Linked DNA regions of Mus musculus: region 2 is linked to region 1. The links are chromatin loops, found by intact Hi-C in ENCODE. Cell type or tissue: heart. All regions are shown on one strand. Each heading gives the region's core, and the rest is flanking DNA. Links, peaks and the distances in the headings are about the cores only. Region 1 holds the start of Ints8 (integrator complex subunit 8). Region 2 holds the start of Dpy19l4 (dpy-19-like 4 (C. elegans)).

Region 1 (15,536 bases), core at 1-8,000:
AGAGCTTGTGTCTCTAGCTGCATATGTAGCAGAAGATGGCCTAGTCAGCCATCACTGGGAAGAGAGGCCCCTTGGTATTGTAAACTTTATATGCCCCAATACAGGGGAATGCCAGGGCCAAGAAGTGGGAGTTGGTGGGTAGGGGAGCAGGGCGGAGGGAGGGTATAGGGAACTTTCGGGATAGCATTTGAAATGTATATAAAGAAAATATCTAATAATAAATAAATAAATAAATAAATAAATAAGGCTGGGTGGTGGTGGCTTACACCTTTAATCTCAGCACATTGGGACGAAGAAACAGATCTCTGAGTTTGAGGCCAGTTTGGTCTACAGAACAAGTTTCATGAACAGAAACCCTGCCTTTAAAAAAAAGCAAATTATGGGCTGGAGAGATGGTTCAGTGGTTAAGAGCACTGACTGCTCTTCCGAAGGTCCTGAGTTCAAATCCCAGCAACCACATGGTGGCTCACAACCATCTATAACAAGATCTGGTGCCCTCTTCTGGAGTGTCTGAAGACAGCTACAGTGTACTTTCATAAAATAAATAAATAAATAATTTTAAAAAAAAGCAAATTATAAAAGAAAAAAAAAAACTGGAAACAAACTAAATTATTGCTAATGAAGGATAGCTAATGCCACTGTGGTGGTTTGTGGTGAGGTGGGAAATTGAGGCTGGTTTTGCTATAAAGCTCAGGCTGACCTTGAACCACTGGTTCTTCCTCCCTCAGCTTCCCAAGTGCTGGGATTATGTGTACACACCACCATATCCAACTAGCTAATATTATGTTAGGTAAAGATACAAATCAAAACCTTATACAGGATACAATAACGTGATTTACAAATATAACAAGTTAGGTATGCATAATGTCAGCAACTTGGGAAGTTAAGGCAAGATAATCACGAAGTCAAGGTCCCCTTCAGTTACACAGCCAGATCATGGTCAACTAGAGCTACAAAAGATCCTATGTCAGGAAAGAAAGAAAGAAGAAAGAAAGAAAGAAAGAAAGAGAGAGAGAGAGAGAGAGAGAGAGAGAGAGAGGAAGGAAGGAAGGAAGGAAGGAAGGAAGGAAGAAAGGAGAAGAAAGAGAAAGAGAGAGAAAGAGAAAGAGAGAGAGAAAGAAAGAAAGAGAGAGAGAGAAAGAGAAAGAGAGAGAGAAAGAAAGAGAGAGAGAGAGAAAGAAAGAGAAAGAGAGAGAGAAAGAAAGAGAGAGAGAAAGAAAGAGAGAGGGGGGGGTGGGTAGGCACTGGACAGATGCTCAAGTGGTTAGAGCATGTGTTACTCTTTCAGAGGCTGTGGGTTGGATTACCACCACACACATCCATCTGTAACTCCAGTTCAGGGGATGTGATGCCCTCTTCTGATCTCTGAAGGCACTCACATGATACATGTACATACATGTAGGCCAAACATTCATACCTATAAAATAAACCAAAAAAAAAAAAGTTCAAATAAAAAACAGAATTTCTAAACAAAACAAAAATAATAAAAATAGAAGGAAGCGTTGACACTCTTGGTGGCACTGCGTCCCTAGCACTTCTGAGGCTTAGGCTCAGTCTGACACTAAAAAACCAGAACACTGGGCAAACCAGGACAAAAAAATACACAAAAATGTTATGTCTGTCTTTATACGTTCTTCAGGTACTCCTTTTATTTTTTAAATTGAAAGAAAGGATTAAAATAAGTAAATTTCTAAGCATCCCTTTGGAACTATTTGCGTTTAAGTCAGTCAATGCTGACTTGAGTAGCGATGGTAACAGTTTGGGGAGGCGTCAATGATCCCTGGCCAAAAAGTAACAAATCCAAGAGTAAATCAACTGCTAACCAAAACATTTACAGCACTCAGTCTGGACTTTCTCATGTTACCACGCCTGAAGCAATAATTAACTCAGCTACTAGTGGTAAAAAACAGAGACCCTGGCTGTAATTTCTAGTACCACAAGAAGACAGTTTTCTCTTTACCTTAAAGGGTGGTTTATCTACTGCAGCTTTCCTACAGAGTTGGATGGTTTGAGTTACCCTGCTGTCCTGTCTGGTCTCTTAACTTGGGGGCTCTAGTAAGCCTGCTGCCTCAGCCTCAGGCTATTGGGACTACACACATGTCTAGGTTTACTTTCTTAATACCTTCTTTACATGCTTGAATGTTTTGCCATGAACATGCAGAAAAGTAATTTATTTTAAGCCACTATCAGAAAAACATTAGAATCCAGACAGAAACAAAGACATTCAAACACTGCTTCAAATGTAATGCCATTTACAGCTTTATACCTTTTCTCCAGTATGTCTAAATCCCACTTCAAATGTGCAGCAACTTTAAGAGCAAGAAGCTTTAGGACGCGATTTCTCTTGTTATCAGGTGGAGGCTGGACTTGGTTTTGCTCATTAACTGAAGGTTTGGAAGCCTGCTCCAAAAACTGAACTATAAGCTGAACTGGTGCAGGATCTAGGATTTAAAAGAAATTAAATTCTTAAAGTTTTCGTTATAAAAACGCAAAAGGATTCGCGTATACTAAAGACTATGGTACTTGGGGGGCACGAAACATCTGGAGGTGTGGTCAGAGACAGCTGCAGATCGGCGTTTGCCAGCTTAATTAATAAGCAAGAGGGTCTGGGGACGATTCAAAACTGATTCATAACAAAGCATTTCACAGAGAAGAACTAAGCATTACAGGTTCCCAGTTCAAGATAAGACCAATGCCAATTGGAGGAAAGAAGTAGTGTTTTGACAGGGGTCTTTTATTGAACTGTCTCTAGCTTTGTTTCCCACCAGTAAAGTAGCGGCTAATGCCACTTTCTTCACTATAATGAAGGCTTCGCTAAGGACCGCAACCTATTTAAAGAGCTAAGCACGGAGGCTTGGCACCCTAGCCCCTAACAATGTGTCAATAGGAAAGCTCTAAAAGCACTGAGATACACTTGGTAAAACTGCCCCACCAATGATGCCAACTTTTCACAAAGTAGTCTCCTACAAGGCCAAATTCGGATGAGAACTGAGCAAACTAAAGGTAAAGACCTTACATTGTACCTTTACCAAAATGCCCGAAAGAGGAAAAGGGCCATGTTCCTTGCCCAACACGGGTATCCCTATACAACAGCCGAAGCAGCTGTTTTCGGGGGATTTATATTAATTCGGGGTTCAACAGTGAAATACACAATCCCCTGGCTGAATGAACCGAAGGCTACGGCCGGCTCTAGGCTCCGCAGAGCCGCTCTCCCCTCACGAAGTCACCCCCAGGGCCGTGCGACATCGGCGACCCGACCCCCGCACGGCGAGTGCGGGCGCCCTTCGCTGTGAGGACCGCGGCAGACCGAAAGCCTTTGTCTGAAACTTTCCGCAGACGCTCCGCGGCGACGTTCCCGGCTGAGGCACCGTCGAGCTGGGCCCAGCGGCGCCGGCCAGGCCTCAGGCAGCGGGGGACAGAAGGCAGCGGGCCGCAGACCACGCCCGCCCGCCCGCTCGCTCGCTCGCTCACCCGGACAGGCTTTGCGCAGATGCTTCTCCAACAGCGACTCCTCCAGCAGGAACTCGAACCAGCAAGTCTGCGGCGGGGTGCAGGGCCGGCTGGAGGTGGCCGCCTCCCGGTCCGCCGCCTCCGCGCTCATCCTGCCCCCGCCGCCGCTGCTCCCGCCGCCTCCGGGCTCCAACCTGACCCTCGCCCAGTCCCTTTATCCAGCGAAACCGCCCGGAACCTCTAGTCAGCTCGCACAGCCCAAGATGGCGTAGTAGTCGGCCAGAGTCCGGCCCCGGATCCGCAGCTAGCCACGCTCTCGACCAATCCCAGTTAGACTTCGGAGGAAAGGGGCGGGAACAGCAGACTGCTCCGCCCCTTAGCTGCCATGGAGTCTCCTGGCCCTTCAGAAGCTAGATTCTGGCGGGGCTCTCCAGATTCTCTGGACATTCCCAGAGAAAATGAAGCGAGTTCGATGTCTTCGTAAGAAAACCAAAGAGACCAAATCTAGTTGCTTTGTCTTGGGTGCTTTACCTTTTTGAGACTCCTTCCAGCCTAACTCCTCTCCCCGTTTCCCAAGGCTTATTACATAATTAAGATCCAACTTTCCTGGGGTTGGGGATTTAGCTCAGTGGTAAAGTGCTTGCCTAGCAAGCCCAAGGCCCTGGGTTCGGTCCTCAGCTCCGGAAAAAAGAAAAAAAAAAAAAAAAAACAAACTTTTCTGCGACTTCCCAAGACTAACTCTCGGAATAAGAAGCTAGTTAATTTTCCTCAGATCTCCAGTCTAGGCACAGTAAACCCTATTTTACGCGTTCCACCATTCTGAAAGGTCCTTAAGTATCATTATCAATAAAACTAAAAAGCATGGTGTAGTGGGGCATTCCTGTAAAACCCAGCACTTGGAGAGCAAAAGCCAAAGCCAGATTGGTCCTTCTAGAGAGTTCCTGTGATCAGCTGACTGGCCAGCTGATCCGGACAAAATACATCCAGAAGAAAGTTTGAAGAAAACTCCCAGACATCCTATACACACCTCATAGAAAATTTCAGATATGTGTTACTAAAGATGATTGTTTTCATAAAGGGACCCTGAGAAACAAAGAAAAAAATTCAGATTTAGTCAGTTTCTTTTAGATGCTTCTCCTGTTTTGTTTTGCTTTGTTTGAAACAGGGTTTCACTCTGTAGCCCAGAATGACCTGGAACTATGTAGCCCAGGCTAAACTTGAACTTGCATCCATTTTATTGAATCAACCACCCAAGTGCTGGATTATAGATTAAGCTCTTTGTGGGCTTTTTTGGGTGGTTATCTGTTGTTTTGTTTTCAGATTTCTTTTTTTTTTTTAAAGATTTATTTATTTATTATATGTAAGTACACCGTAGCTGTCTTCAGACACTTCAGAAGAGGGAGTCAGATCTTGTTACAGATGGTTGTAAGCCACCATGTGGTTGCTGGGATTTGAACTCTGGACCTTCAGAAGAGCAGTCGGGTGCTCTTACCCACTGAGCCATCTCACCAGCCCCTTTAGATTTCTTTTTAAAAGAATAAAATAAAACCATGTATAGAATATGTAAAACTATTCTATAAATATTCTGATGGATCTTATATCCTTTAGGACTAGCTGGGATAAACTGGGCAGTGGTGGCGCATGCCTTTAATCCCAGCACTTGGGAGGCAGAGGCAGGCAGATTTCTGAGTTTGAAGCCAGCCTGGTCTACAGAGTGAGGTCCAGGAAAGCCAGGACTATACAGAGAAACCCTATCTCGAAAACAAAACAAAACAGGAATAGCTGGGATAGCAAGCCTTTGATTGATCGAATCGAGGCTTTTATAAACCAGCAATAAATTTAAAGCTATTATAAAGTCATGTTAATGCTTTCAACTTCTTTGTATCACTTTGTAAAAAAGTATCTAGCTGAATGGAGAACTCAGCAATCTGAAGAAATGAAGTCAGTCAGTGTTCACTGATTGCCGTGTTAAGTTGGGGCTGAGTTTCTGAATTATTTTGTCTTTAAATGGCAACTCCCACCCTGGTCCTTTAAACTTTAAAGCATTCTACAGTGGCAGACAAGATTGGCAAAGAAAATGGCTGGACAGATACCTCCAAGTTAACGTTTTCAAGTTGCATAGAGGGAAGAATATAGTCCTCTGGCCAGCGGGAAGTCTGCCACTGCCAACTGAGCCTCGGGAGGAAAACTCATTAGAACCTCTCTCACTTCCAAGTAATAAGCTTGTGTGTGTGTCAAGATTTAAAGCACAAATTCTTTGGTGTATAGATCAGACACCAACTCATGGTGAGCTTTTAGGACTGGATCTCAGAATTTTCCTCAGTAGCCAAATATTGTCTCATTAATACATCACGGGACGATCACTGGAAGGTCCTCTTTGCCATTCCTTTCCCCGTGCTGTTAAGTCAGAGTTGTCAGAGGCAGAGCCACCCTGACGTGAGTCTCTAAAGTTTTATCTATATACTTTCAAAATGAGGACAGATGTAAGTATGCCAGCAAATAATGTGATTCCTTCCAATAGGCACTCAATCCTGGTGTGGTTGTACATGCCTATATTCCCAGCGTTCACAGAGTATAGAATGAGTGATAAGCTTGAGGCCAGCCTTGCTACATAGCAAAACTCTTAATAACAACAAACCAAAACTCTATACCACATATCAACAAATCAGAGAATATAGATCTTGGTTTCTCTCCCTCCTCCTCCTCTTCCTCCTCTTCTTCTTCATCATCTTCAGATTTATTTTCAGGACCTGGAGAGAAGACTTAGGAGTTAAGAGCACTGGCTGCTCTTCGAAGGCACTTAGGTTCAATTCCCAGCACACAGGAGGCTAACAAACATCTGTAACTCCAGATCCAAGGGACCTGACACCCTCTTTTCTTGCTTCCTCAGACATGTGGCACAGGCATACATGCAGGCAAAATACTCATACATATAAAATAAAAATAATTAAAAGACTTTTTAAAATTAGTGTGTATGCACCCTGGAGGTCAGAAAAGTATGTCATCAAATCCCCTGGGAACTGAACTCTAGGCTCCTGCAAGAGCAGGACGGACTCTTTTTTTTTTTTTTGAGAGAGAGAGAGAGAGAGAGAGAGAGAGAGAGAGAGAGAGAGAGAGAGAGAGAGACTATGTAGCCCTGGCTGCTTTGGAACTCCCTATATAGACCAGGTTGGCCTCAAACTCACATATCAGAGGCTGCCTCTGCCTCCTGAGTACCATGATTAATATTCTGAGCCAGAACACCTGGCTACCAGCACTCTTTACCTCTGAGCTTCTCTCAAGCCCCTAAGAATAAAGCTCTTAAATGTGGTCCACAAAGCGCTATGGAACCACTGTCCTTAGTGATTAATTTTGTCAACATGATGCAAGCTAGAGTCACATGGGATTTATTAGAGATAATGGACCTATAAGATTCCTGGCAAGTCTGTACTGAATTGTCTTGATTCACCTTACTGGAGGTGGTACCACCTCTCATCCTAGATGATATAAGAAAACAAGTTGAGCAGGCCACAGGGAAAAAGTCAGTAAACAACACTTCTTCATGGCCTTTGCATCAGCTCCTTCCTGTAGGTTCTTGCCTTGTTTGAGTTCCTGCTCTGATTTCCCACAGGGCTGTGGAATTATAAACTGAAATATACTTTCCTCTGAAACTTGTTGCTGGTCATATCTTATCACAGTAATAGAACCCTTAAGACAGCTCCAGAGAAGGCTCCTCAAGATCTTTGTGATGGTTTGAATGAGAATGGCCTCGATGGGCTCATACAGTTGATTGCTTAGTCCTCCGTTGGTGGAACTGTTCAAGGATTAGGAGGTGTGGCCTTGTTGTAGGTGTGTCACTGGGGGGGGGGGGTAAGCTTTCAAAAAGTCCATGCCATTTCCAGTAGTTCTCTATTTCTCTGCCTCACACTTGTGGATCAGACGGAAGTTTTCAGCCACTGCTCCTGCCTGCCCACTGCCACGCTCCCTGCCATGATAGTTGTGGACACTAACTTTCTGGAACTGTGAGTCCCATTAAATACTTTTTTTCATAACTTACCTTGGTCATATTATTTTGCCATAGCAACAGAGCAATAAGACAGGCATTATCAAGATAAGTATTGTCAATGAGACTATTCAGAAATTGTCTTTTCAACAGCCTGACTTGTTCTGATACCCAAGTGAATGTCCAATGGGTCACATCTAGTTGAGCAAGTATATACATGTTTGGATGCTGGTGAACCTGAACATGTTCTTTGAGCTGGGAGATGGTCATGAACAGCAGACCACTTATCAATCAACAAGGTTTAGAAGACATTAAAAAAAAAACTGGTTCTTGAATATAGATAATTTAAAGAACTCTTTTAGAATTTATATGAAAGAGATTCTCTGCCATATTTACTAATATTGAAATTTCCAGAAAAACAACAAAATCTCTCAGAAAAAAAATGGCACTGTTGTTTTGGCACATGTCAGAAACACACAATACCTTCATGTACCCCTTTTGAGCGGTATCAGTTTGTTCTGGCTGGCTTGCAGAGGTGGGCTGAAGGATGCCCTTAAATCTGCTTTGTCCACATTGCACACAGTGAAAAGAACCACCACAAGGTGTGATGAGGCTGGAGAATGGCAACTGTACCATTTGTCCACAGGCATGACGAACCTTTTGTTGTTCTTCAAGACAGGATCTCACCAGTAGCTCTGGTAGTCCTGGAACTGACTATGAAGTCCAAGCTGGCCCCAAATGCAGAGATGCTCCTGTCAGAGCAAATTCTTACTCCCTAGAGTCAGAGGTCTTCTGGGTGGTACTTAGTGGTGGAATGCTAGCCTAGCATGCATGAAGCTCTGGGTTAGATTCTGAGTACTCAACATTAACTAATTAGTTAGAAGGCCTTAGGTTCAGACTTAATATACACAGCCTGTATTATAGAAAATGCAGTATGTAGATGAGGAGTTACCAGGCTGTAAGGGGAAACTAGAAGCCTGAGTGCTAGAATGGCAGATCCAGCAAGCACCAACTAAGTGCTACCTCCCCTTTGCAAATGAACATGGGCAGAAGGGACTCAGCTCTAACTGGGAACATTTACTCTGCTAGGTAAAGAAATAGGACACTGCTAAGGCCCTGTCAAACTCTAGCCATTCAGAAGTTGCTGACTCCCAAGAGCTTTTGGGAGAGCCAATGAATTACCTGACCCAAAAGCAGGTAGCTCATTAGTTAGGAAATAGTCTATGATTTTTAGTCACAAGCCTCCATCAGACTAACTAAAGGGCTCCAAGAACAAGACTAGCTGTGTTGGATATTAGATGTAGAACGTAGAGATGAGGCTGTAGCTCAGTGGTAGGTCACTTGCTTAGCATGTACAAGGCCCTGTGTTCAAATCCCTATACTTTCCCTGAGCATCTCACAAAATACAAGGGCAGGGGAAGGACCTAAGTTTGACAACCAACATCCACATGGTGATTCACAGACATCTGTAACACCAGTTGTAGAGACTATTATGCACATATGTGGTCCGAAGACATTCATGCAAGCAAACACTCCTCACACACACATAAACTTAAAAAAAATTTTTTTTAATAAAAATTTAAGAGGAAATTGTTTTTAAACAAAATCTCAATTGTTTGATTTTACAAATGAAGATTCAGGCTAGCCAGCTGCTGGGGTGAAAACCTGCAAGCTTAGAGGGGCAGAGAAACCACCCAGATGACCTTCCTTCTTAGGTAATGTCCCAGACACCTTACCTCTCTTTCATACCATCTCAGAAAATCTTCAAACTAAATGCCCTTCCCTTCTACTTCCTGCGTGTCTCTCTATAAGTCCTCCTGACTCCTCCTTACTGTTTCTTTTTTTTTTTCTTAATAATCTAATGTTCATTTCCTGTCAATTAGTTGCTTGTTCTACTTTTTTGACCTATGGTTGACTTTAAGGCAGTTCAAGGCAGCCTGGTTTAGAGAGAAAATTCCAGGACAGCCAAGGCTACACAGAGAAATCCTGTCTTGAGAAAGAAAAGAGAAGGGAAGGGGAAGGGAGGGAGAGGGAGGGGAGGGGAGGGAAGGATACAAAAGAAAAAGAAAGAAAAAAAAAGAAGGAAAAAGAAAAAAGAAAAAGAAAGGAACAACTTTGGGGCTAGAGAGATGGCTCAGAGGTTAAGAGCACTGGCTACTCTTCCATAGGGCCCTGGTTCAATTCACAGCAACCACATGTCAGCTCACAACTGTCTCTTTAACTCCAATTCCAGGGGATCCAACACCCTCACACATTCATGCAGGTAAAACAACAATGCACATAAAAAAAATAAAAGGGGATCATTAAAAAAAAAAAAAAAAGAAGCCAGAGTTAGTTTTTCCAAGAGAAGGTATCAGCCTGAAGATTTATTATCCACTGTGAGCCTCAAATTATTAGGTCTCTCTAGAGCAGGGTTTCTCAACCTGGGGGGCTGAGATTCCTTTGATGGTCAAACAATCCTTTCATAGGGGTTGTCTAAGATCATGAGATCTTATGATTCATAACTAGCAAATTACAGTTACAATGTAGCAACAACAATAATTTTATGGTTGGGGGTTGTGATGGTTTGTATATTCTTAGACCAGGGAGTGGCACCATCTGAAGGTGTGGCCTTGTTGGAATAGGTGTGACCTGGTTGGAGTAGGTGTGTCACTGTGGGTGTGGGCTTAATACTCTCACCCTAGTTGCCTGGAAGTCAGTCTTCCACTAGCAGCCTTTGGATGAAGACGTAGAACTCTCAGCTCTGCCTGTGCCAAGACAGCCTGGATACTGCCATGCTCCTGCCTTGATGATAATGGACTGAACCTCTAAACCTGTAAGTCAGCCCCAATTAAATGTTGTTTTTTATAAGACTTGCCTTGGTCATGGTGTCTGTTCACAACAGTAAAACCCTAAGACAGGGGTCATCACAACTGAGGAACTGTACTCAAGGGTCAGCAGCATTATGAAAGTTGAGAACTGCTGTCACGAGAGACAGAACCTGTAGGAGATATAGATGTAACATTTCACATTGAAAAGGAATGCTACGTGCTACAATGTGGATGAACCTAGACAATGTAGGTCCAGTGAAAGCAGCCAGACATCAAAGACCATCAGTTGTGTGATTCCATTATATGCAACATGAAGACGAGAAAATATATATACAGATTAGTGAGAGTTGCCTATAGTAAGGATGGGGTGGCATCAGTTGACAGCCAAAAGGAATGGAGTTTGTTTGTGGTGGGCAATGAACATGTCCTGAAGTTGGCTGTGGTGAAAACTGCACAACTGTGAATACTATTGAAAACACACTGGATTGGGTGCTCAAAAGAGTGAGTTGAACCATTAGTTATAGCTCAATAAATACAACAAGAAAGATCAAGTACGAGTTAAAGACAGTTTAAAAATCTGAGAAGTTTTATTATGAACACAAAACAAGGAGGATAAATGAGCATGAAAGAACATTATTAGTGATAAAAGGGTATTAACGTTACAAAACCTGGAATAAAACTGTTTATACTTATAAACAAGTCCTTTAAGGTATCTGTATTCACTAACGATTTACACTTTTACAGAGATGTAAGCTTATTTACAGGAGGTAACATTTACTCTAAACATCACAGTCATGACTCGGAGGTCAACCTAATAAAGGCAGCTGTGTTCATTCTGGATAAGTACCTGTACAGGCTATTGGCTTAAAACAGGAAAAGGTAACTTATTTGATATTTTCTGTTATTCAACTATTACACAAAATATAGATGATGGTCATAAGTAAAGGTCATAGAATTACACAAGAATTGTCAAGATTACAGAACAATACAAAGAATCCTTTATACTAAATTCAGCACATTTGATTCCAAAATGTAATTTTCATTACAGAAACACATATATTATTTAGAAATTTCACTAGACAGAAAATAAGCTGTCATATATATTTCTTTGCAACACTGAATCTAATTTGATTTAAAGCATTAACTCTATACATTAAGAAAAAACTTCAGTAATTCAGGTAAGAACTTGTTTGATTTTCCCTGTAATTTGCCAGATTTCTAATACATATTGAGTCTAAAGCTACAGCAAACAGTAACAATAGAGACTGTGTATTTAATTTTTGGATCTTTTTTTGAGATAGGGACTCATGAAGCCCAGGCTGGCCTAAACTCATTTCTGTAGCTGTGGATGAAGCCCAGGCTGGCCTCAAACTCATTTCTGTAGCTGTGGATGACTCTGAACACTTGATCCTCCCGTCTCTACCTCTCACGGGCTAGGATCAGAGATGTGCATCACCACACACAGCAAAACTAGATATTTTAAAAGAAAGAATACACTAAAATATAAATTAGAAAGTAGTTATGAGCTTTAAAATGTTCTTAAATATACAGAAGTAGTAACACATGTTCTATAAATATTCATGCATTAAAAATAAATTTACTAAAAGATCAATCTACATAGAACTGTTAAAAACCCCAACTGAAAAAAAATACAATTTTTATACAAAAAGAGACAGCAAAACGTGTTACTAACTCAAAAATAAAAAGCCTCAAGAAAGATTTCTCAAAACTAATAAGAGAGTTATAAAAGAAATTAATAATCTATTTTAGGCATGGTTTTCAGCCACAAATTATTAACACCCATTTCTTCATTCTTTGTTGACTCAATATGTACATTGTGGAAAAGTGTCAGAACACTGAGGTTATTGGCAACTTATGTTAATGTCCTAGACAGAAAAGCCACTGTCTGTGGGTCTGTCTCTGTGTGTCTATCTGTCTGTCTGTCTCTGTGTGTCTGTGTGTCTGTCTGTCTCTGTGTATGTGTGTGTATATGTGTATAAAGTCAGTACTGGAGTGTAGTATACTACTTAGATTGTAAAACTAAACTGCCAATAAAATGCAAAACATCAAGATACAGATGCCAAAGAGATTTTTAAAAAATTACTAAACTCACAGAGTCCATATTACATCCCTTATCAAGTAGGTTTCACAGAGTCCATATTACATCCAGAGTCCATATTACATCCCTTATCAAGTAGGTTTCACATGTTGGACTATTTGGCATGCAAGGGCCTAAATTAATTAATTAATTCAGAAGACTGGAAATTCTTGACAAAGATTTGCTTTTTAGTGAATTGAAGCTAATCATGAAAATGGTGTGGGGTGGCTTAATGTTTTGTTGTGCTGGGGATGAAGCCCAGAAGCTCTTGTATAGTAGGGAAGGGCACTAGGACACGCATACACACGCATACACACGCATACACACGCATACACATGGGAGGGAGGGAGGGAGGGGCCTAAGCCTCACCTCACTCAACTTTACCCATGTGGCAAAAGTTAACAGCAGTTTCTTATGGAAAAGAAAACAGGTAATATGACATAAAGTATAAGATGGATTTAGAAATAAAGAAGTTAAGGCACTTATTTCAATGGGTTTGTTATATTAAGAGCAAATATGTTCAATCTTTCTTTGAGGAATTCCTCCCACCCACATCCTGCAAACTCTGCCCCTCAGTGCAGCTTTACGGCTGACCCTTCAGCGCAGCTTTACGGCTGATCCTAGCAGCGGCTCGGTTACCCAAGTATATAATAAGTACTTAGAATAGCAAGCAGTAGGACCTTTTACTTGTTACTCCACAAATCACTAAAGAAAAAAGTTAAATGCTTGCAACAACATAGTGTTGTCTTAGTGACAGTCCAGATGGAAGTGAATCAACATATCTATGATACCTAATATTATCATTTCAGTCTTTTCTTCATTTGTCTGCCCTTCTCTGCCCACTCCCTCCCCCCCCACCATGGTGCTAGGAGCTGAACCCAGGGACTTGTGTGTGCTGGCCCAGCGCCATGCTACTGATTGACACATCCTCAGCCAATAGTGCCATTTCTATAATACTTCTTCTTTCAGGTGATGCTGAATGAAAAATTAATTTTAAACCTTTTTTGGGGGGGTGGGGGTAGCTTTGGCTATCCTGGTACACACTATGTAATCCAGACTGGCCTCGAACCCAGAGAACTGCCTGCTACTGCTCCTCCTGAATGCTGGGATTAAAAGAGTTCACCATCATGCCTGGGACTAATTATGAACTTTTAATAAAAAAATTCTTAGCTTACTGATACAGCAAACAGAACAAAAACTAAAACTAACTTAGCACATGTTATGTCAAAAACTCAATTCATTTTATAAGGGAATTGAAAAAAATCGTATTACAAGGGAAATACGGTTTATACTTCCCCCTTTACAATATGTAAGCTGTTTCTGCATGCTCTGATCACAAGAATGACCACATGAGTACTCAGTGTGTATTTGAGTAGCTGGTAATTTTCATAAAGCCTGATGTTAAACACTAGTGACTACCAAGATATTCAGAGTTCATCAGACATACAGTGCCACAGCTGCATGTTTAGTCAAAATAAGCATGAACATTAGTGAACAGGACCATTAGTGAACAGGACCATTTACACTAAACGGGGAGGAGGGGGGAGAACAGATGTCAGTTAAGCTCTAGACGTTACTCTAAGTGCACACACTTGAAAAAAATTGTACATATACATTACCAAAAAAAAGGAAATATTTTTCTTTCTAATTTGGAGTTCTTAAAATGCAATTTTATAGCATTCTAATAAAATAAAATTATAGAACCTGTTCACAAAACAATTTTATCATGTAAAGTTAAATATGCATCTTATTAAAACCATTTCTCTACAGGCTTTTATCTATCCTGAATCTCTTTATGAGGCCATATTAATTTAGAATTTCTTCCCTACCCCCTCAAAAAACCACCAGGGTTTTACCTATAGTGCTCTGTGTGCTGTCCTGGAACTCACTATGTAGGCCAGGCTGGCCTCAAACTCATAGAGATTCACCTGCCTCTGCCTCGAAAGTGCTGGGATTAAAGGCGTGAGGCACCACACTGGCTTACAATTTCCTTTAATGATAAAAACATGAAAATACATGAGGGAACGTAGCATTTATAGCACTGAACTGTGGAGAAGTTAACTCAACTCTCAGTGGTTTGCTCTTACACTGAAAAGCACCTGCATACATCTCCAGAAACTGCTGCACGCTAGTGCACACATTGTTGTTGTGATAGTGTTAATATGTTCAGAGAAAATGTGGCTAGATTGTATGCTCCACATCCAAAACAATTATAAAATTATTTTAAATGTTCATTTACATGTGTACGTATGTGTCTATTAACAGGAGTTGCTGTCTTAGCATGATTAAATTGTTATCAACTTAGAGGGTATAAGTGAGAAAAGGCAATCATGTAATAGTCATGAAACAATTAAATGTATGGGTTCGTCCTGTTCCCCTAAGGATGTGCTCGATCACTTGAGCAGCAGGTGACAGGAACAGCATCATAAAAACAATCAACTTCCCTTTATGTTTTTTCCACTTTAATTTAAATGTCACATAATTTTAACTAACATTTCAATTATTTTTAAAATACTGTAAAATAATTACATCTGTTACAGACTTCCGTGGAGAATTTTCTCTTGTATCATAGAATTAAATCACATGAAGTACTTAATTGAAAATTATGTTTTTGAAGTAAACACTGACCTTGGAAAATATTCAAATAAAGACTGATATTCTGAAGTAAGATTTGTGAGGTGACGCTACAGGGAAGCTTTACGTCATGTACTAAGGAAGAAAGCTGTCAGAAAGACACAGTGGTGGACTGGACGACATCAACACCTCATCATCTACTGCCAAGGAATCTCTAACCCAGGAATCAGCAGGTGCAGGAGGAACAGCAGCGTTTCAGATGCCCACTCTCTATCTGTGAGAAACCATGCAGGCTCAAGAAAACTGCACTTGACTTCAAGCAACATGTCTGTGAAATGAAGGCTCTGTTATTTGTCAAGATTGGAAGGAAATCACAGTGTTGACTTTATATACAAAGTAGGATCTGTTCCAGTATACTCTAGTGAAGTAATTCACATATGGAGAATAGTTAATTTTGACCTCATGACAAAATCGTCCATATTTTGAATAGGTTAATTTGTCACCTTCTTCGAAAACCACCTATCAAACAATAAGAAACACAATATTAAAACCGTATTAAATATATGAGAAATATAATCCTTATACTAGGAAATATATATTAGTATATTACTACATATAAGTG
Region 2 (15,536 bases), core at 4,208-12,207, 69 kb after region 1:
GGGAAGGACGGAAGGAGCTGAAGGGGCCTTATCTGGCATCAGTGGGAGAAGAGGCCCTTGGTCCTATGAAGGCTTGCTGCCCCAGTATAGAGGAATGCTAGGGTGGTGAGGCGGGAGTGGGTAGGTAAGTGGGGGAGCACCCTCATAGAAGCAGGGTAGGAGGGAATAGGAATGGGGGTTTGCAGAGGAGAAACCGGGAAAGGGGTAACACTTGAAATGTAAATAAACAGAATATCCAATTTAAAAAAAATTTTTTAAAAATAAAAGAGAAAAGTTACTGGTTTATCAAAAGTTACATTGCCTACTTACATATTTATATATTTGTTCCATGAAAGTAAACAATATACCCCATTTTCAAATACTTATATTAAATGGTTATCAAAACCACAAATAAATGATAAGACCTTTTAAAAGCATTAAAGAAAAAGATTTCCTAGCCCAGGGTAAGGCGATACCTTGTGCTTAGCAGGATTTCTGAATTGCTGTACAACTGTGCTGTGTCTCCAAGCTCTTCCTTCCTTTCTAACAGAAGGATTTACAGCATCGCACCATCTAAGAGTGTATACTGAGAGGGGCACACACAGGAAAGCCAGCTAGGCCCGAGGCAGGTCCACAGTACAGGACGGCTTGCTGATAGGCTCTGGGCTGGCATCTGGAAACCTGAATTTCAAGGAATTTCTACCTTCTCTGACAGGGTGGTTAACTGTGCCTACCTTATTTATACAATGTGGTTTACACTTCCTTCCCAGAGAGTCTAAAATTTGGCCATATAATCATATGATAGGCAAAAAATATCAAAAGCCAGGCATGGTGGCGCACGCCTTTAATCCCAGCACTTGGGAGGCAGAGGCAGGCAGATTTCTGAATTCGAGGCCAGCCTGGTCTACAGAGTGAGTTCCAGGACAGCTGAGGCTATACAGAGAAACCCTGTCTGGAAAAACAAAACAAACAAACTACAGGGCCAACTCCCTGGTTTTGGTTTAAAACAACAACAACAACAAACAACTGAGTATTGCCTCTAATGAGTTTCACTCATTGACAAAACTATAAATGCCAGAATTTGAGGTCAAACAGATGAAGAGTGTCTGTATGACTCCATTAGAGAGGAGTTTTGCAAGTGTGCATCCAATAACTTACACACCTTTGCTCTGAGCTGACTCGAAGCTGCTCTTTAAGGCAATCACACCTTCACACACAATTGTTTTCTAAGATCTTGAGTCCTTGAAGGAAACCACTGTTGTTGAGGACTGTGACATGTTGCAGATAACTTGTATTTTCAGTTCATAGGTCTTAGGATCAGAATGAGCCCTAGCTGGCCCTGATGTAGAAAAGATTTAAAACTGATGCTGTGACAAAACAAGATGGGATGTCTCCCTTAGTGCAGGGGAGAGTATGTGCTATCTGAGAGTTCCGCAATGCAGGGGAGGGGATGTGTTGTCTGAGAGAGAGGAGCAGATAGTTATGAGGGGAAGAATAACTCACTGATAGTACAAGCTGCACTCAAAGCCCCCCAGGGCTTGACCCCCAATGTGATAAAATAAATCAATGAATAAAAACAGAAGATTATGTATTTCTACATAACCATGACTTCTAAGAGTTTCCTGTAGTAACGGTGTCCTTCTGTAAGCCACTGTCTGGACTGACTAGCACTTGCCTGGACCAAGAACAGTGGGTCAGTCCAGCAGAACCTCCAAGAGGCCTTCCTTCTCTTCTCCTCTGTGCCAAGAAAAATGTGTCCCAAACAGGGGCTATTCCTTCCTGACACAGGAAGCCAAGCGAGCCAAGCCATGATCGAAACATATAACAGATCAGAAATAAATATCTGTCATATCATGGCCACAACATGGGCCATAATTAAGGTACAAATATTTATTGTAAAGTGATACAGCTTAGGGGTTGTTCTATCACAAAAACCAACTGTGTTAACCATAAATTTAATCTCAAAATATCTTTATGTAAGATGGGGGCATGCCCAGTGGTAGAGAGCTTGTCTAGCTCATATGCACAAGGCCTAGATTTAGTTCCCACTCAACACCTCAAAACACAAAAGGCAAAAGACATGATTTTTGAAAGTGTGCACATCTGAATGATGAAAACATATTTTTGCAGCTACTGCACCCAGGTCCATCTGACTTACATTTTGGAGCTCTTTCAGGAGCTGGGGTTCTGCGGATCTTCTCTGCTTTGGCTTCCTGACTTCCTGAAGTTCTTTGCTTTTTCCTTTGGCGGGGTTCTACAGATGTTCCTTAAAACAGTGAAGGCATTATTGCAATGTGTTCATCAATGTTCGGATCTCAGGTGAATCAACTTTTGTTAGGTTACCTACTTGACCAGATCCCAGTAGAGAGCCCCAAGTCCTGTCTCTAATGAGCTTCCCTGGTTGAAAAAACCATAAAGGGCACAACTCTGATACAGACGGAATCGAGTCTAACATCTATGACAGAGAGCAAAGCCTGGAGATCATGTGACTAAAGCAGTCACACTGAGACCCATTAGTGCGAGGAGTACCTGCAGTGTCATAGCATCTGTGCCTCTTCCTCAAAACTGTCTTCAGTATACGGCTGGAAACAACAAACATGCATTCCCTACCACTACACAGCAACTCGTGATTTCAGAATCCAGCTGATGAAAGTTTACAGTCTTCTCCTGCACTGATGCTATTTTAAAATGTCTTTTCCCAGAAGTTTTGACGTGATTACTGTCCTTACTATGATAGTTACCTGAGATTATGAAAGCCATCATTTGCAGACGAACAATTTTTGTTCAAAATACAATGGATTCATCATAAAATTATGGCTTTTTTTTTTTCCTTTTTAAAGGCAGGTTCTTGACTAGCCTCAAACACATGATCCTCCTGCCTCAGCCTTCTAAATGCTGGGATTACAGGCATGCAACATCATTTTTCTTTCCAGAATTTGGGACTAAACAAAGGGTCCTGAACATACTAGGATGCTTGAGTGCTGAGCCTAGCCTCTCCTTCTTCACAGTGTGCTCCCGGAAGCTCTACAGGCTCCCGCAGCTGTGGGGTCATCGTGGACTCTGACACACGGAGGTGCTAGTTTTCAATCCTATAACATCATGGGAAGCGCTTGGAAAAAATGCTGTAATACCAAACTGCTTATCTTTTCTGTCTCTACTTTTTTTTTTTTTTTTTTTTTTTTTTTGGTTTTTCGAGACAGGGTTTTTCTGTATAGCCCTGGCTGTCCTGGAACTCACTTTGTAGACCAGGCTGGTCTCAAACCCAGAAATCTGCCTGCCTCTGCCTCCCGAGTGCTGGGATTAAAGGCGTGCACCACCACGCCCGGCTCTGTCTCTACTTTTTAAAAACTGTAATACAGAAGTTACTTCGAAACTAGTAAGTTAAATTCCAAATGAGAAAATAAGAGACTCCAACTTAAACAGAAATTTGAGATAGAGAACATAACTCCCCCCCCCCCCCAAATTACCTCATGAGATGAATAACTACTCTGGAAGATCAGAGTGCCCTGTCAAGTTAGTAATGTGACCCAGGCTTTGATTTCTCTTCCTTTTTGTAGTTCGGTAGTTATGCTATAAAATGTGAGACCAAAGGAAAGAATCAGCAGCAAAGAGAATAGCTACTCTGGTCACACAGACAGCTCCTTAGCATTACCCTGAAAACTGAATAAAACAAAGATGTTCTGAAACTGTTTCCAAGCCAGCGCATGCTTACTAAAATGACTTTAAATAGCAGCATGGAAAAAAGAAGTGACTTAGTAGACTGGTGTGGTGTCTAACGCCCACCACTTTTACAGCCGTGTCCAGTGTGCTCCTCGCCCCTCATCCTGGGAACTTCTCTCTGCATCCCAGACCACAGGCCCAATTGGTGAGAACAACTCCCATGCATAAGGCTCAGGGAACGTTGCAGAAGAGAGGTGGAAAAATTGTTAAGAGGCAGAGGATAAGGAGTTTGCTGTGAGCCTCTGTCTCCTAGGAATGGCAGAAGCTACAGCCATGAAGTCTCACCAACGTGACTGCCTGAACATGACCCAAACAAGAGCAATAATGGACATGCCAACATAGACAAGGAAGCAGATGGTGGTGGCAGACGCCGTTAATCCCACAGCTCTGGAGGGAGGCAAAGGCAAGAGGCAGATTTCTGAGTTTGAAGCCAGCCTGGTCTACAGAGTGAGTTCCAGGACAGCCAGGGAAGACAGAGAAACCCTGTGTCACAAACAAAACAAACAAACAAACAAACAAACAAAAAACAGCCAGAAAAACTAAAGACATCTAAGGAACACTGAGAGTTGGAGAAATAGTCTACCCCAGGGGAAGAGCGTACACCATGGGTTATCCAATAACAAATGCTCAACCCTGAAAACACACATACAAGTCCCACTATACCTACTGAACAGTATATATTTAGGACTATATGTATGTATATTCCTATACATATGTGCATACAGCAACAGCTAATGAAAAGGAGGCCATGAACTTGAAAGAGAACAAGAAGGGGTGTACGTCAGGTTTAGAGGGAGAACAGGGAAGGGGGGAGTAACGTAATTGTAACTACCATCTTAAATATAATATATATATATTTTTTTTTTAAGAAAAAGAAAAAAATCATTCATTTTTAATGTCAAGTTTAGTTGCATTAAATTTTAGCAGCAATAACAGTACAACCTGAGCTGGGTCTGGTGACTTACTGCTATGATCTCAGCACTCAGGCAGGCAGGTCTCTGTGAGCTCAAGGCCTCCAAAGCCAGTTCCAGGCTAGCCAGAGCTACATAGTAAGACCGGACAAAGACCGCATGTATTTTAGCCAATTTATCTACTTTGTCATTTTTGCCTGGCCCTAAAAACCAGAAGCTAATTGAGTGCAAACTTCTCACCTCATCTCTATCATTGTTCATCGAACTTCACAACTGAAAGACAAAAGTAATGTTATGGTGATGATATAGTTAGGCAACAGAGCTTATTAAGTCCTGGGTGGTACATGCCTTTAATTCCAGCAGAGGACAGCCTGGTCTACAGGTTCACTTCCAGGACAGCCAGGGCTGCACAGAGAAACCCTGTCTCAAAAAACCAAAGGAAATGAAAGCGAGCGAGAGAAAGAGAGAGAGAGAAGAGAAGGAAAAAGCCAAACTAAATGATGACTACATATCCACAAGAATAACCTTGCTACTTCAATCTCTAGTCCCATCATAGGCACATGAGCCAACAGAGCTACAAACAGGCTTCCAGATGTCCATGTAGACTAGAAAGGGTCCAAGAGAAATGTTAACACTGTTCTCCTCAAAGCCTGTGTCTGTTTCAGGAAGCATCAATGCAAGCACCATTGCACACACAGTACAGGAGAGGCGTCTGGAAGAACATTTACTTCCAGGGACAGCTGGACAACAAAGAGGCTCCTGAAGGACCTGAGAATAAGCCAAAAGCTATAAACTGTACCTGACCTGAATTCAAACAAGAATATAGAGACTGGCCTAATTTTAACATAATAAATACACGATATGTAAACAGAAGGGATTCGGGGAAATTCCTGACACGGGACGTGTTTGCTGTAAATATTATCATCACAAACATCATTACAATAAATATTTATACTTTGTTGACTATTATATCCCAGCACCCAAAAGAATAGAGACTTAGCCAAGGAATTAAATATTTGTTGAAAGGACCCATTATTTTAATAAAACTGCCACCCAGTAATTGTCCTGAATAAAACACATGTTTTTAGATTACCTGTAATTCTATAACCAAAAATCATTTAACAGTTTATAGTCAACTACTTTTACAAAATGATATAGCCTTTTAAAAAGGTCCACATCATAGTTATTAAGTATAATAATTCCATCTTAAATGCAATTTCTGCATATTTACAATATCAAGTTTTAGTGGCACTGTGCGATTTTTCTCCTGTGTTAAGTATTAATGTGCTCACAAAGACAAACTGGTTTATCAACCTACCCACACAGATTTGTAACTAATCACAAAAATAAAGTTTAAAAAAAATCTTTGTCAAATGATAACACATTGCAAACACAGATATAGCTATAGCTAAAGAAAAAAGAGGAATTACATTCTTCCTTACCAGCAACCTGTTTTGAGGCTGGTTTTAGGTAGTATCTTAAATGTGCATGAAATTTAACACGAAGAGCTGCAGGAAGAGGAGGAATGGCTGAATCATGACCTCAGGGACAGGACATCTAGTCCCAGTCAGCATGTACTTCTAATAGTCTTTTGAAAAATGGCTTTCCATTGAATTCTTCAAACTCCCTTCTTGTCTCCTTGGTTCAACGGCTTAAATCTAAACCAGATAACTAACGGTCGCATTCACAACTCCACTCAGTAAGATAAAAACTGCTTTCCAGCAGAATGAAACATGTAACTGTTCATCCGAGCGAATGAAGTCCAAGAGCTCAATCGTGCATACACATCCCATGAAGTTACTATGCCACCAATACTTTTTTACACTATGTATCGTACACTGCTAAGTTTTTTGCCGCTTCCTATCTTTTGCTCACTGTCCAAATCCTCTATGGATAAATATTGCTGGCTAAACAATAAATTCCCTTGGCACTGACCCTGAGGAGCGTGCAGAGCTCTCTCCAGTCCATTAGTTTTAACCCTAAAACTGACCTCCTCCTCCCCTAAAACCACTTACATGCCCCTGCCCTTTGGCATTTGTTATCCATTAGAGCACAAGTGAACTCCGTCAGGTTCTGCGCGTCCATCCCAGATCCCAGCCTCAGTTTCCCGCGAGGGGTGCGATCCCTCCCATTCTGCACCCAAAGCTTCCAGCCTGGACCAGAACCCACCCAAGCTCGTCCTGCTTTCCACTGCGGAGCAACTCCGGACCCGCAGCCCCGCCACCCAACAACAGCTTCCTTTCCGAGACTCCTGACTTTAAGTTCCACTTCTGCGTCCTATTTCGGGAGACGAAACTTTGGGCCATTTTCTCGGCTCGCGCCCGGTTCCACTGCAAACTCGGGGGCGCGCGCCCCCGCCCGCCCTGCTCCCCGCGGCCCGCAGCCAGCAGTCAGGCCCGGCCCCTCTCCCGAGCCCGCCGCGGCAGTTGGCGCGCTACACGCCGGAGCCTTCACCTTCTTCCTTTGCCATCGTCTCCGCGGAGACCCGAGTGGCCCTACGGCTCCCGAGCAGCCCGGAGTCTCCCAAACCTCCGAGTATCCAAACCCCGCGGCCGCCCCGGCCAGCTCCCGGCTGCCGCGCCCCCACTTCCTGACCCGCCCCCCTCTGGTGTCTCCGCCAACTGGGTCCCTCCAAGGCGCTCCGGGAACCAGAGTGCAGGGAGCGGGGCCCGGCCGGAGCGTTTCGCTAGAGCGCCTCAGCCATGCCCACGATGGCCACGGGATGGCAATGCTCCTGGGAGGAGCGAGTCCCCGCCGCCGCCCTCGCTCCTTGCTGAGCCTCACAGGAAAGCAGGAGCCAGAGCAAGCTTTTCGTGACGCTGGGATCCGTCTCAGAAAGTCATAGACTGTAGGCCAGATCCAGTCCCTATGTCCGGCCGATTTTTCAAACAGAAAACGGAGTTTCAACTGCAGAGCAACGAGTCCTGGACTTGTTACGATGATTTCAAAGCCAGGCAAGACGTTCTAGGCAGGTCCTTTGGATTAGTAGATGTTTGTTTGTTTGCTTGTTTGTTTTTGAGACTGGATCTCTCTATATGGCCAAGGCTGCTCTCAACTTGCCTCAGGTTCCCTACTGCTGCAATGGCAAGAGTGATACACAGTTTGGTTTAGTAGACACTTGGCGGCTACAAAAAAGTTTGTACCAGGTTATTCCCTATTGTAATCCCAGACCGTGACAAGTAGAGGAAGGAGGTTCATTATCAAGGCCAACCTCAGCTACATAAGCAAATTAAGTTATTATCATATAAAAAAGGAAACACAAGAGAGAGCAACGTGTCAATCACGAAAACTGCCTTGAACAAAATGTTTGCTCATGTCAATATTCTGGAAGAAAGCACAATAGTACTTTATAGTCTGCTATGAGGAATGTATAGAGATTATTTCATAACAATAGAATGCAGTTTAATTTTGTTGTGCAGTGCATGACTCATACTGAGAACACTGTGGCACGCCTTCAGTTGGCCCAAAAGCATGAGTGAACAGCCACTTCAAAAAAAGGATAGCTGTCTGTCTGTCTTTCTTTCTCTTTCTTTCTTTCTTTCTTTCTTTCTTTCTTTTTCTTTCTTCCTTCCTTCTTTCCTTCCTTCCTTCTTTCCTTCCTTCCTTCTTTCCTTCCTTTCTTATGTAGGCCTCCTATAGTAATTCACAGAAACTCCTAATTTTTTTTCCTATAATGCCTGGTTTCTGGATCTGTTCTGATTCTGTGGGATCCTGATCTAGTGATATTGGGGGTCCAATCCTACATTCAGGAGGGACGGGGGGGGGGGGGTTAGAGCACTTGTTTCTGGTTAATTGGGAGTTCAGCCAGAGCCACCAGTTCTTTTTCTGCCTTGCCTTGGACTCAGAGTATACCCTGGTGATACTGGAGGCTGAGAAAATTAGAGGCCCAGCGCTTGAGCTCCCATTGGCAGGGTTTCAACACTTAGGTTGCACAACACAGCCAAGGAACCACAAGGATGTTCCACAACACTAGGTTCATGTCTAGGGTTTGGAGAGGCCCAGCACAGGATGTCTAGCTGAGACAGGATATCTAGTTGAGACAGGATGTCTAGCTGAGACTAGAAGCTGTGACAGAACCCAGAAAGGCCCAGCCTAACTGAAATGGGAAAACTAGACATTTAGGAGACCTCTGGTGGGTTTGGAAGAATCAGCCTCTTTGGCTTAAAAGCCGTCTCACAGTAATGACAAATTAGGTTCATTCCTCTTTATGATTAAACTTGTTTTTCAAGGATCAGGCTATGCTCCACATAAAACCTGTGACCTTAACTACAAATGGTTTTGTACTGCCTGTTCCAGGAATGATAATTATGTCTTTGTTTCAATTTTTTTTTTAACCATCTTGCAACCCTACTTCCGTTTCATAAGGGTTGTCATGGCTACCTTGTTATAACTACCAGTTTTATGCTCACCTTGCAACCATGTCTTTGTTTCAGGATGCCCTTAGGAAAAGCTTGCTATGATGTTCTGCTCCTGTAACCCCACCTATTTTGCTTGCTAAATCCCCCATTTGAAAAACCCCTACTTCTGAACTATAAAAAGCTTTGTCTTCCTCATATTCAATGCTAAACTCTTGAGCCACATCTTGGTAAGAGGTCTGTGTACATGAATTTAAAAATCTTCCTTTAACTATTTGCTTGCAAGGGCTGGAGAGATGGCTCAGCAGTTAAGAGCACTGGCTGCTCTTCCAGAGGACCCGTGTTCAACTCCCAGCAACCACATGGCAGCTTACAACTGTCTGTAACCCTAGTTCCAGGGATCCAACTCCTCTCCCAGACAAACATGAAGTCAAATTAACAATGCACATAAAAAAGAAATAATTATTTGCTTGCCTTAATTAATTTGGCCATGATGAATTGAGTCTGTGGTCCTTCTCTTTCCATCTTTGAGATTAACACGTGCTCAAAGGTCTTGGGCAAAGTTGTTAATACCAGGAACCATCAACTGTGACCAGGTTTTAAAACTGGCAGGACACACTGTGCTGTGCTGAAGACTGTTGCTTGACTCAACAGCTAGTTTTGTCTCAGTTGTCACTAGTTCTGACATGTTTCCTTTATTTTTGAGGCAAAGACTCATTCATATACTCATGTGCCGTTACACCCAGTTTTCTGAACTTTTCTTTTAAAATATGACAGAAGTGAAGTTGAAGGAGTACCTCAGAAGATTCTGGCTTCCACAGACACCAAGCACGAAGGCAAAAACCTATATTCATTAAAAGTAAAATAAAAAATAAGAAATTAAGCATATGTTTTATTAAAATATTTTAAAAACATTTTTAGATTTCTTTTATGTATATAAATGTTTTGCATGCATGTGTGTCCCTGGTGCCTGAGGCAGACACAAGAGAGTATTAGATCCCCTGGAAGCAGCTATGGACAACTGCAAGCCAACACAGGAATACTGAGAACCACTCCTGCACGTTCTGCACCAGCACAAAGTGCTCAAAACAACTGCACCATCGCTCAGGTCCATGGGAAAGGATATTTTGAGATGGATATACTAAAAACCTTGAAACTTATTAAAATACAGATTTTTGTCACTCAAAACTCTTCTAGAAAGATATTTTTAGCTGGTTATGTAAAACAAAATTCAAAAATATTGGTACTAAAATATAAACACCAAGCAGTCTAGCATCAAAACTTTCTTAGGTGGTACAGGCATAGCAGTACCTGCCTGTACTTACAGCACCTAGGAGGTAGAGGTAAGACGATAAGGACCTCAAGACCAATCCCAGCTACATTGTGTGGTCAAGGTTTCTCTGGGCTACAATGGGACCCTGTCTCTAAATAAATATTTTACAAAGGGAAAAAAGGACAAATAGATGGCTCAGGGAGTTAACGAACTTGCTGCTAAAGCTGACTAAGGTAACGCTATCTTGTCCTAACTCTGTCTTATATCTCGCCCTTCTACTCCACAATAGCCCGACTTCCTTGGCAACATGCTGGAACTGTTCATGACCCTGACTGTGGTCCATATGTACTAACAAAAATAATGGATGTAAAATATACATCTAAAATAATAAAAAGGGAGTGTAAGCAAAAATAATTGTCATGTTGTCTGGAAACACTGTGAAGCTCTGCAAGAAAGCAGACATTACTGGGCCACCCCAAGACCCTCACTGACGTACCTGCACAAGCACATGTAATTATGGTTTTGGTCTTTAAAAATACTGTACCCCATGCTGGGCAGTGGTGGCACATATCTTAAATCCCAGCACTTGAGAGGCAGAGGCAAACGAATCTTTGAGCTCAAGGCCAGCCTGGTCTACAGAGTCAGCTCTATTACAGCCAGGGCTATGCAGAGAAACTCTGTCTTGAAAGACCAAAACTAAAAATGAAGTAAATAAAAATAAAACAAAAATAAATTAATGGAAACACTGTACCCCTGAGCTTGGGAACCAAGAGACTCTTAGGCGTGAGCCACTCTTGGTTGCTGGCTAATAAAGGGACTCATATACTTTTAATTGGCTTAGTTAGCATAATTGCCAATAATAATCTTATGAGTGGGGCTGGAGAGATGGCTCAGAGCACTGACTGCTCTTCCAGAGGTCCTGAGTTCAAATCCCAGCAACCATATGGTGGCTCACAACCATTTGTAATAAGATCGGATGCCCTCTTTTGGTATGTCTGAAGACAGCTACAGTGTAGCTTGCATATATAATAAATAATTAAATCTTAAAAAAATAATCTCAGGATCATTTCACTGTCTCATATACACATGCTGTGATCAAGATATAAAGTGAATAAATAAATAATATAAAGAAAGCAACAATAAGTCTCAAATATTTTACATTGGTATGGATTATTGCATATTGATAGAAATTTACGGTAGTATTTGCTATAACATACTGTATATATGTTTCAACTCTTGTTTAAAGCATTGTGCATATGCAACTCATTTAAAAACGATGTAAAGTTTGAGTCTCTAAAGACACTCATGTAAACTGCTTAGGATAGTTAAGAAATGCTAGTTAGTAGTCAGTCACCTGTAACTAATCACAGGTGTGGACTTGCTAGGGATTAGTGTAGTTAATTACAGCATAAGCTTTATTTAGCCTTCTCTATAGGTTTTCAATTAAAGCAGAGAGTAAATAGCTCGAAACAAGCAATGCTTGCCTATTCAGAGCTACTTTAGATAACTGGGTGGTCCTCAAACACTTCAGAGATCTGCAGATATGGCGTTTAAGATGTTTTAGTAACAAAAGGCTCTTTTGACAGACACATCAGCTCCTGGTAGCATCCCCAATCTACTTCAAAGATGATGATGAGCAAAGAAGGACCGCTACATGGAGTTCGCTTCAGTTGTGGCAAACATGGCCACTGGGCAAAAAACCTGCCCCTTACCTCAATGGCTGACAGCAGGCTCTCCAAACTGTGGAAAAGCAGGACACTGGGAAGTTGATTGATCCACTTTGCTGAGACAAGGTAGGCCAGTCCTTCAAAATTTCTGCTTCATGAAAAGTCTGTCAGATACTCTGACCCTACTGGCCAAAGATTGGCTGCCCTACGGATACCGGGGAATCCTAGGTGAGTGAGCACCTGAGCCAGCAGTCTGTCATAGAGATTTGGAAGCTGCTTGCTCTGCACTGCCTGTTTACTCAGGTAACATTTATCCTTCTTGGGTCTCTGATGGAGTTGAAGACTAGATAGTTATAGCCTTACTGTTTTCCCTATTAAAGATTAAAGACATCAACGCTTAATTTGTTTAGGGTTTAAGAAAATGTTGCCGGGAGCCAGGTGTGGTGGCACACGCCTTTAATCCCAGCACTCGGGAGGCAGAGGCAGGCGGATTTCTGAGTTCAAGGCCAACCTGGTCTACAGAGTGAGTTCCAGGACAGCCAGGGACCCTGTCTCGAAAAAAACAAACAAGAAAAAAAACCCCAGTTGCTACACAGAGAAACCCTGTCTCGAAAAACCAAAAACCAAATCAAAACAAAACAAAAAACCCAGTTATATGATTATGTTTTAATCCCAGGTGTGGGATAGGTGGCTGCTTCAGATTGTCCACAGCATCTACAATTTGTCTCCTGCTCTAGGAAGGGCATGACTTTTGCCAGCTACAAACAGCTTATACTTGGAATTCTGGGAACTCTTGAGAGGGTATGAATATGAGATCCCTAAGTTGGCACATGGCAGTTGCTGCTGGTTCCTGCTGTTGCATTTGCTGTTTTACTGCATTGCTGTTTGCTGCAGCATTGCTGGTTCGCAGAATCACTGGTTGAAGATATTCTGATGATGAACATTGGACTTGCTGCTAGGAAGTCAACCCTTCTAATCAGCAGAAAGTAGTCTAAAGAGACCCAAAGCCCTTCTTCCTTTCCTTTCTACCCTCTAACCTTCTTTGAAAAGACTGGTGGCACTGGGTTTTATAAGGATCTGAGAAAATCATGAGGAGCCCTTTCACGCCCTCCGCATCATCTCCTGCCTCCAGGCTGATGAGCACTGATGTGGAAGAGAAAGCCAAATTAGCCCTTTCCACCCCAGCTTGCATTTTGATGATGTTTATCACAGTAGGAGAAACCTTAAGGTTCAAGCTGGATGGGGTCCCAGCCATGAGAGGAGGAAGTGAACAGAAGCTCTCATCCTTGACCAGGAACTCGCCTTCCACTTGACACCCACTTGCAAAGGAAAATTCCTTTTCTCAACGCAGTCCCCCTTGGTACTCAAGCCCTGCTGAAGGGCACGCCTCTGACCAGCAGTGGATGGCCAAAGCAAAACAAGCTCAAGCGTACTTCTGGAGCCCTTCCTTCCTTCCTTCCTTCCTTCCTTCCTTCCTTCCTTCTTCCTCCACTTCTTCCTCCCTCTTTTGTCTTTATTTTTGTCTTGTTTTTTGGTCTCATGTCACCGTTTGGGCTTTTTTTTTTTTCTTCTTATACAGTATGGTTCCCAGTTTTGTATTCTTACGGGTTTTGTTCTTGTGTTTCTCGTGCCTTTTCCTTCTTGTCTGTCTGTTTTCTAAAAGGAGTGGAAGAAGATCTGTGGAGTGGAAGGTGGGAAAGATATGGGAGGATACAAGGGGAAACCATGATCAGCATATATTATAGAAAAATATTTTAATTGAAAAAACACAAGATTTCATAACAAAAAGTTTTAGCCAGGCACACGCCTGTAACTCCAGCTTCCCGAAGAGGCTCAAATGGGGAAAGTGCAAAGTTGGCAGATTTAGTGAAACCCTGTCTCACAATAAAAAGGGCTGGAATTGTAGAAAATGGTAACACATTTTCCAGTACTGCCCAGTCACTCAATCTGTGGACTAGACTGGCCTGAGACTCAAGAGATCCACCTGCCTTTGACTTTCACATGCTGAGATTAAAAGTGTATTGCCCAGTTTAGTCAGATTTCCTTAAATTCTGTTACAATCCTGGATACATACTTACTGACTAGTTCCTGAAAGGCCAGTTGCATTGTGTGTCCAGTAGATGTCAGAAGAAACCAAAGCATTAGGTAAATCTCATGCCCAACTGCAAATACAGGTGTGTAGTTGGCTGAGTGTGAAAAGTGACTCTGAATACATTAAGTGCTTCAATATAAAAATCAGAACTGTACTGATATATGATAAGGCAATACTCAAATAAATTTTAATTACTTAGAAACTTTTTTTTTTTTTTTTTTTTTTTTGGTTTTTTGAGACAGGGTTTCTCTGTATAGCCCTGGCTGTCCTGGAATTCACTTTGTAGACCACGCTGGCCTCGAACTCAGAAATCTGCCTGCCTCTGCCTCCTGAGTGCTAGGATTAAAGGCGTGTGCCACCACACGCCTTTTTTTTTTTTTTTTAAACATTTCTTTTCTTCTCTTTCTTTCTTTCTTTTTTTTTCTTAGTAATAGGTATTTATTAGGTTAGTTCTTTGATAACATGAGGAAAGAGCATTGAAAATAAGATAAGGTCACCTAACAGAATTTTTTAAAAATATTTTTTATTATGTATTTTCCTCAATTACATTTCCAATGCTATCCCAAAAGTCCCCCATTCCCTCCCCCCCATTCCCCTACCCACCCACTCCCACTTTTTGGCCCTGGCATTCCCCTGTACTGGGTCATATAAAGTTTGCATGTCCAATGGGCCTCTCTTTGCAGTGATGGCCGACTAGGCCATCTTTTGATACATATGCAGCTAGAGTCAAGAGCTCCGGGATACTGGTTAGTTCATAATGTTGTTGCACCTATAGGGTTGCAGAACCCTTTAGCTCCTTGGATACGTTCTCTAGCTCCTCTTCTTTCTTTCTTTTTTTTTTTTTTTAAAAGATTTATTTATTTATTATATGTAAGTACACTGGAGCTGTCTGAAGACACTCCAGAAGAGGGCGCCAGATCTTGTCACGGATGGTTGTGAGCCACTGTGTGGTTGCTGGGATTTGAACTCAGGACCTTCAGAAGAGCAGTCAGTGCTTTTAACCACTGAACCATCTCTCCAACCCCCCAGAAACATTTATTATCATCATCATTATTATTATATTGTATTGGAGACCAAACCCAGGGCAATGGGCAAAAGAACTCTACCCTTGGTATATAATCTCAGGTAAATAATCTCAGTCCAAGATTACAAACCTATCAAAACCTTACAGAACTGAGGTCTCACTCTCTGGAAGCATGAGCTCCGCCCCCTCCCCAATTAAATGCTTTCTTTTGTTAAGTTGACTCAGCCATAGTGTTTTGTCCCAGCAACAGAAAAGTAACTAAGACATCCATTCAACTTGCATTTACTCTGTACAAGTACTGCATAGTTAACAAATAACAGAGCAACAAGAACTGCACTGCCACGCCTGCTTTGGCAGCTTGCACCGCAAGTGCTAGCTACGCAGGGCCACTTGGCAAGTGCTAGCTACGCAGGGCCACTTGAGTCCAGGCCTGGGGTTCATTCTCAGCTGCTCCTGGGTTTTGTTTTGTTTTAATGTATATCTACACGTACACCTGCACACCAGAAGGGGGCATC

The links. Hi-C counts contacts between places; a loop is a spot of excess contacts. Peaks named below come from ENCODE experiments on the same cell type or tissue, not always from the same donor. Only the 100,000 strongest peaks of a DNase experiment are listed, where the experiment ranks them.
Region 2: it touches region 1 in a loop (4-fold over the local background); 2 of 42 quality-filtered maps call a loop at or near these places.

Annotation. Positions count from the first base shown.
Region 1 is chr4:11,250,510-11,266,045 of GRCm38, forward strand. Ints8 (integrator complex subunit 8) reads right to left here and starts at 3,750. Exons shown (of 27, transcript NM_001159595.1): 1 at 3,472-3,750; 2 at 2,267-2,441. The coding sequence starts at 3,601. Dpy19l4 (dpy-19-like 4 (C. elegans)) reads right to left here. Exons shown (of 19, transcript NM_001081201.2): 19 at 10,806-15,433. The coding sequence ends at 15,269. In heart, for the core only: CTCF peaks have their summits at 507 (motif pointing left) and 3,517; a DNase peak (open chromatin) is centred at 3,742; H3K4me3 peaks cover 2,443 bases; H3K27ac peaks cover 1,479 bases.
Region 2 is chr4:11,314,936-11,330,471 of GRCm38, forward strand. Dpy19l4 (dpy-19-like 4 (C. elegans)) reads right to left here and starts at 7,202. Exons shown (of 19, transcript NM_001081201.2): 1 at 7,065-7,202; 2 at 2,138-2,245. The coding sequence starts at 7,080. In heart, for the core only: a CTCF peak has its summit at 7,323 (motif pointing right); a DNase peak (open chromatin) is centred at 7,256; H3K4me3 peaks cover 2,079 bases; H3K27ac peaks cover 1,473 bases.